Regions from separate parts of the Homo sapiens genome. Here region 2 is linked to region 1. A link is a contact called in ENCODE Hi-C or POLR2A ChIA-PET data. All regions are on one chromosome and are shown on one strand. The core of a region is the stretch at or near the end of the contact, and the rest is flanking DNA. Distances in the headings are between cores, read along the strand shown.

Region 1 (2,700 bases), core at 147-2,646:
CCATCAGGACCCCAAATCGAGGACCTAGAATGCTATGATAAGGATAGTGAACATAAAGCTGTAGGCAATAGGGAGCCATTGAGGATTACAGAGCACAGTAGCTTCCTGCTGTAACAACCATGCATTGCAATGATGTGCTAACTGGCTTTGCTGTAGGTATTACTTTATGGTGTTTGACAGAATATATATTTTTTAAACCCTCAGAAGACACCTGTCCATCCTGACCTCTCCTTATGGAACCTTGCATCGTGCTAGGGGGAGCACCCCGTTTTCTGCTGCCTCTTGGTTTGGGGAGGAGCCCCCTCTGGGGCAAAGTCTGTAACTAGGTTTCTCGGCTTTTTCTAGTTTTTGTTTGTTTGTTTGTTTGTTTGTTTGTTTTTGAGACAGCGTCTCGCTCTGTCGCCCAGGCTAGAGTGCAGTGGCGCAATCTCGGCTCACTGCAACCTCTGCATCCCAGGTTCAAGCGATTCTCCTGCCTCAGCCTCCCTGGTAGCTGGGACTACAGGTGTGTGCCATCACGGCCAGCTATTTTTTTGTGTGTTTTTAGTAGAGACGGGGTTTTGCCATGTTGGCCGGGCTGGTCTTGAACTCCCGACCTCAGGTGCTCCGTCCGCCTCGAACTCCCAAAGTGCTGTGATTACAGGTGTGAGGCACTGCGCCCAGCCTTCTAGTTTTTAATCTAGGTGCTCCTGGTTGTCCATCTGTCTGTCTTCCCCATGGTGGGAGGAATTAAGTGACAGGGAGGAGGTAGTGGCTGAAGTTCTAGCCCGACCTGACTCATTGAAACTTTTACAGGCTGTCTAGTGCATCTGACACCCTGCCACTGACAAGCTCCCAGACCACCAGGATCAGTTTTCTCCACTTCTCACTTCCATCCCTCCCGCTTTGGGACCCCCATTCGGCTCCCAACTTCTCCAGGCATCCTGCACTGATTGTTCCAGCAACACTGACCTTTTCTGTACATTTTAGTGCCCATGGCCCTCTAACTTGTATGTTTATTAACTCTTTGCTCCTTCCCTAGCTAGGCCAAGGCCCCTGGTGGGCAGGACAGGAGCTAAGCAAGATGTAAGCTGGACAGACCATTGGAAATCTTCTGGTGCGATCTATCCATTTTAGAATTAGGGGGATAGAGGCCTGGGTTTGCCTAAAACTTCATGACAAGTTCCTGGCAGAGCTGGGATTCAAACCTGGATCTCCAGGGCTATCTTGGTCCTTGGCTGCAACATCACCCACTTCTCAGAGCCACCCTGCTTCTCAGCTCCAAGAGCCAAGAATTCCCAGCTCTGCAAGAATCCCAGTTTTGCAGCCTTGGCTCCTCCTGGGGCTGGGAGCCAGCAACGCCAAGCCTGCAGGTTCCCAGAGAGGGCTCCTGGCGTCGGTGTGGCTTAGTCACAGGGATGAGATCACTACTCACCTCTGGATAGGGGAGGATGCCAAGGTTTGGGAACTTTCACTCTGAGCTACTTGATTTTGTGTATGTGTGTGTGTGTGTGTGTGTGTATAAGAAAAACAAACCTTTTGGTTGGGACTTTGTACTTGGCTCATGAACTGTGGGCTTGGGGAAGCTGCTGAGCCATGATAAGCACTTGTACTGTGCCATCTCACAGCTTCCCAGGATAGTGGCTCTGTGTTAGGAAGGAGCTTGGACCAGAGCCAGAACCTGGTGTTAGCATTTGCTCTGCCTCACATTGGCTGTGTGACCCTGAGTACGGTGCATGGCCTCTCTGGGCTGTAATGATAATACCTAGCAGCTCACACTTTCTGAGTACTTCCCATGGACCAGCCACTCGGCTCATCAGCCCATTTAGTTCTCACAATAGACCTGTGAGATCCTGTTTTCACCTCTGTTTTGCAGATGAGGAAACTGAGTCCCAGAGAGGAGGAGTGACTTGCCTAAGGTCACCCAGCTGGGAAGGGCAGAGCCAGGGTTGGAATGCAGGTCTTCCCAACTCCAAAGCCTCTCGTGTCAGGCACTCTGCTGCCCTGCCCTCTAGCTGCAGGGCTACCTCCTAAGGGATTGTGGAAGTGTAAGTATGGAGAAACCAGGTGTAATTCAGCACGTGAGGGGTGGGAAGGTGATGGATGAAGGGTCTTTTTCTACGCTGATATCGTTCTCCATCTCCCCACTGTCCTTGAGTAGTGCTGTCCTTGAATAGTCAGAGGGGGGCGCAGAGGAGAGCAGGTACAGCGGTATGCAGGCTCCATGAGAGGAAGGGCGTATTTGAAGATGGTTTCACGGACCGCCAGTCCTGGGCCCATCTCTTTCCACCCCCTGTAGGTCACTGGCTTTGTGAATGTTGATTGTAATTCCTTTCCCATCCTCCCCTAGAAGGTATCTTCAAGGCAGGGGCTCGCTAAGGGATTTCCTTTTGAGTGGAGTGACCATAAGATTTGTTTGTTTGTTTGTTTGTTTTTGAGACAGAGTCTCACTCCATCACCCATGCTGGAGTGAGTGGTGCAATCTTGGCTCACTGCAACCTCTGCTTCCTGGGTTCAAGCAATTCTCCTGCCTGAGCCCCCTGAGTAGCTGGGATTACAGGTGCCTGCCACCACGCCCGGCTAATTGTAATTTTTAGTAGAAACTAGATTTTGCCATGTTGGCCAGGCTGGTCTCGAACTCCTGACTTCAAGTGATCTGGCTGCCTCAGCCTCCCAAAGTGTTGGGATTACAGGCATGAGCTGCCATGCCTGGCCTTGACC
Region 2 (2,771 bases), core at 70-2,569, 120 kb after region 1:
TGAGCCCACTCGGGGTGGAGCACTGGCTTAAGGCACCTTGGCCCTGCCCACTGCTGCTGGGGGACCTTGATCAAGGTACTTCATCATCAGTCAAATGGGGCAGAGAGCCCTGCCCACCTCCCAGGGCTTCTCTGAGAGTCTGCCTGACAGTCTTTCTGCCTTGGGAGCAGCAGAGCCTGGGCCCATGTTGGGGATGATGAGGATGTTGATGGTAACGAGGATAGTGACAGGGACAACATGGGGGATTGTTTACTGAGGATTCCCTCATGCTGGCGCTTGAGGTGACACACCCTCACTGTGTGCTGTGTGCCCTGCCGTCATGGCTCCCCACTGGACCCTGCACCGAGCCCTAGACTTGCTCCCCTTTCAGTCAGTTCTCTGCCCAGGACTCACTTGTTATGACTCAGGTTCCTTCCTGTGGACCCTGAATGGGGAGCACCTGACTACCTTTCCAGTTGCACTTCCCCCACCCCTCCCCGTTCCCTGCCCCACGAGTGCTCCAGCATACATCTTTGTCCTTGTTCCCTCTTCTTCTCTTCCTGGAACATTCTTTGTTCAGATACCTGTGTGGCTTGCTGCCCCACTTCATTCAAGTGTGAATCCAACCACCCGGTCAAACACAGCCCCCTCCCATCCTCTAGCCAGGACCTGGCTCTGCATTTGTCTCTAGCTGTTGAGTTCACCTGATGTTGTTACATACTTCGTGTACTTTTCCCACACTCTAGACTGTACGCCACATGCAAGTAGAACATTTATGTCTTGTACCCTGATGTGTCTCTGGCACCTAGAATCGGGCCTGACAGAAAGTTGGTGAATGAACAAACAAACATTTAATTGTACCCCATAATGTGGACACATTGCTGTCTACATTTTACAGATGGGGAAACTAGACTCAAAGAAGAGGTGGATTGACTAGCCCAATGTCATACAGCTGCAGCGGGACAGAACCAGGATTTTAGCCCAGTGTCTGTGGCCTCTGAGCCCTGTCTCAGCCAGTAGACACTCCCACCTCCCCAGAATCTAGGATGGACAGGAATGGGAGGGGGCCCAAAAAGGTGGGTAGGATTTTACCCTGGGGATTGAGGGGTGAGGCCAAGGAGGGGGTGAACCATGAGGGTCTGAGAGGGCCAGGGGCAGGTCGGGGACTTCAGTGAGGGTCAGGACAGGGAACCCTTGCAAGACAGTCTCTGAGGAGAGCACCCCCGGCACCAGCCACTCCCAAAGACCAGCCGCCTCCAGGCTTCTTGTGCTGGCTTTGGTTCCTGGCACGATTTCTGTTTCCCAGAGGAGCTCAGGCCTGGCCCGGCTTCCCAGGGTGGAGAAACACATGGTGAGTGAGTGTGTGTGCGCGCGTGTGTATGTGTGTGTGTGTCCAGCCTTGCTGTTTGCGTTGTCGTCACGTCTTCTTAATCAGCCTATTTCTGGGAGCGATGACTTCATCTCCTGTGATTCTCGACACAGCCATTGTCAGGCGTCCATGGAAAGATTGGGCCTGGCAGTGTCCATATTCCCCTAACGAGCCAGGTTGGGAGAGCCAATTGGCGGGCCCTGGTCTGACCTGGCTCGGGGGCTTATGGTCAGGTCTATCTCCAAGAGACTCCACTGCCCAGGGTCACCCTTAGATTTGGCCTCTTTGACCCTGGGGTACCCAGTGCAGCAAATTCCAGCCATTGTTTCCTGTGTGCTTCCTCTGTGTACGCTCTGCTGTGGGCAGGGGGTAGGGGACAGTCACGCCAATCTCTGCCCTCAAGGGCTCCTGCTGTCTGACAATGCAGATGAGTCAACAGACCTCACCTTAGAGGGTCTGTGCGTGAACAGAGAAGGGAGTGAGGACTCTACCAGCGCTCAAGGAAGGCTCCACTGAGTTGGTGGTTGGGCCACAGGGTGAAGGTGAAGGTTCCCTTGAGGGAGGGAAAGGGCTTTTGGGCATGCCAGGTAGTTGGGTATCACTGGGCACGGGGCGGCTATGTGTTGGGCCTGGAGAGTGCAAGGAATAGAGGGGAAGGTAGCAGGAAGGCAGCAGGGTATGGACTTGATCCTGAAAGTAGCTGGGAAGGATTTTAAGAAGAGATGGGACCTAGATAGATCAGCGATTTTAGAAGCAAGTCCTTGGCTGTGTGTAAGGGTAGGTGTGGAAAGGTGTGACACTGGGAAATATATACAGTATTTGGTTTCTTGGCACACGACTCCTGAAATCCTTAGATTCTTTAAAGTGATGTCTACTTATTTGCTAATGAGTTGACTGATGGCTGGCAGCCCCTAGGTGGCTTCAGAAAGGGGTCACAGAAAAGACCAAGGCAGGATTAGAGGGTTAGAACTTTCAGCCCACCCCACAGCCCCTGGGGCAGGGAGAGAGGCTGAAGGTTAAGTTAGTCGCCAATGGCTAGTGCTTTAATCAATCATGCCTATGAAATGAAGCTTTTATAAAAACCCAAAAGGACAAAGCTTGGGGAGCTTTCAGATAGCTGAATGCTTGGAGGTTCCTGGAGGGTTCCTAGGGAGGGCATGGAAGCTCCACGCCCCTGCCCACATACCTCTCCCTATGCATCTTTTCATTGGTATCCCTTTATAATAAACTGGCAAACAGAAGTAAATATTTCCCTGAGTTCTGTGAGCTGTTGCAGCAAATTAATCAAACCCAAAGAGGGGTTTATGGGAAACCCAGTTGATAGCCAGTCGGTGGGAAGCACTGGTAAACCAACACGGGGCTTGCAATTGGCATCTGAAGGATGGGGGGATAGTCTTGGGGACTGAGCCCTCAACCTGTGGAT

What was found. A loop is a pair of places that touch in the nucleus more often than their neighbours do. ChIA-PET counts read pairs that join two places held with the same protein, here RNA polymerase II (POLR2A). Pooled maps may share reads with other maps.
Region 2: a pooled map shows a loop between it and region 1 (2.2-fold over the local background). The contact joins two enhancer-like sites. A Hi-C loop is called at or near these places in 1 of 168 maps with a recorded cell type or tissue (heart left ventricle) and 1 of 50 pooled maps. POLR2A ChIA-PET finds 5 or more read pairs at or near these places in 2 of 52 experiments (MCF 10A and PC-9).

What each region holds. Positions count from the first base shown.
Region 1 is chr9:121,608,580-121,611,279 of GRCh38, forward strand. It overlaps a transcript of DAB2IP not described here. Among named protein-coding and RNA genes, the nearest start is that of DAB2IP, 42 kb to the right of the region's middle. Within about 2 kb of position 1,397, at least 12 of the 41 ENCODE cell types and tissues checked have a DNase peak (open chromatin) inside an H3K27ac peak, as active enhancers do.
Region 2 is chr9:121,723,817-121,726,587 of GRCh38, forward strand. The region is part of intron 3 of DAB2IP (DAB2 interacting protein); the gene reads left to right. Among named protein-coding and RNA genes, the nearest start is that of DAB2IP, 74 kb to the left of the region's middle. Within about 2 kb of position 1,320, at least 21 of the 41 ENCODE cell types and tissues checked have a DNase peak (open chromatin) inside an H3K27ac peak, as active enhancers do.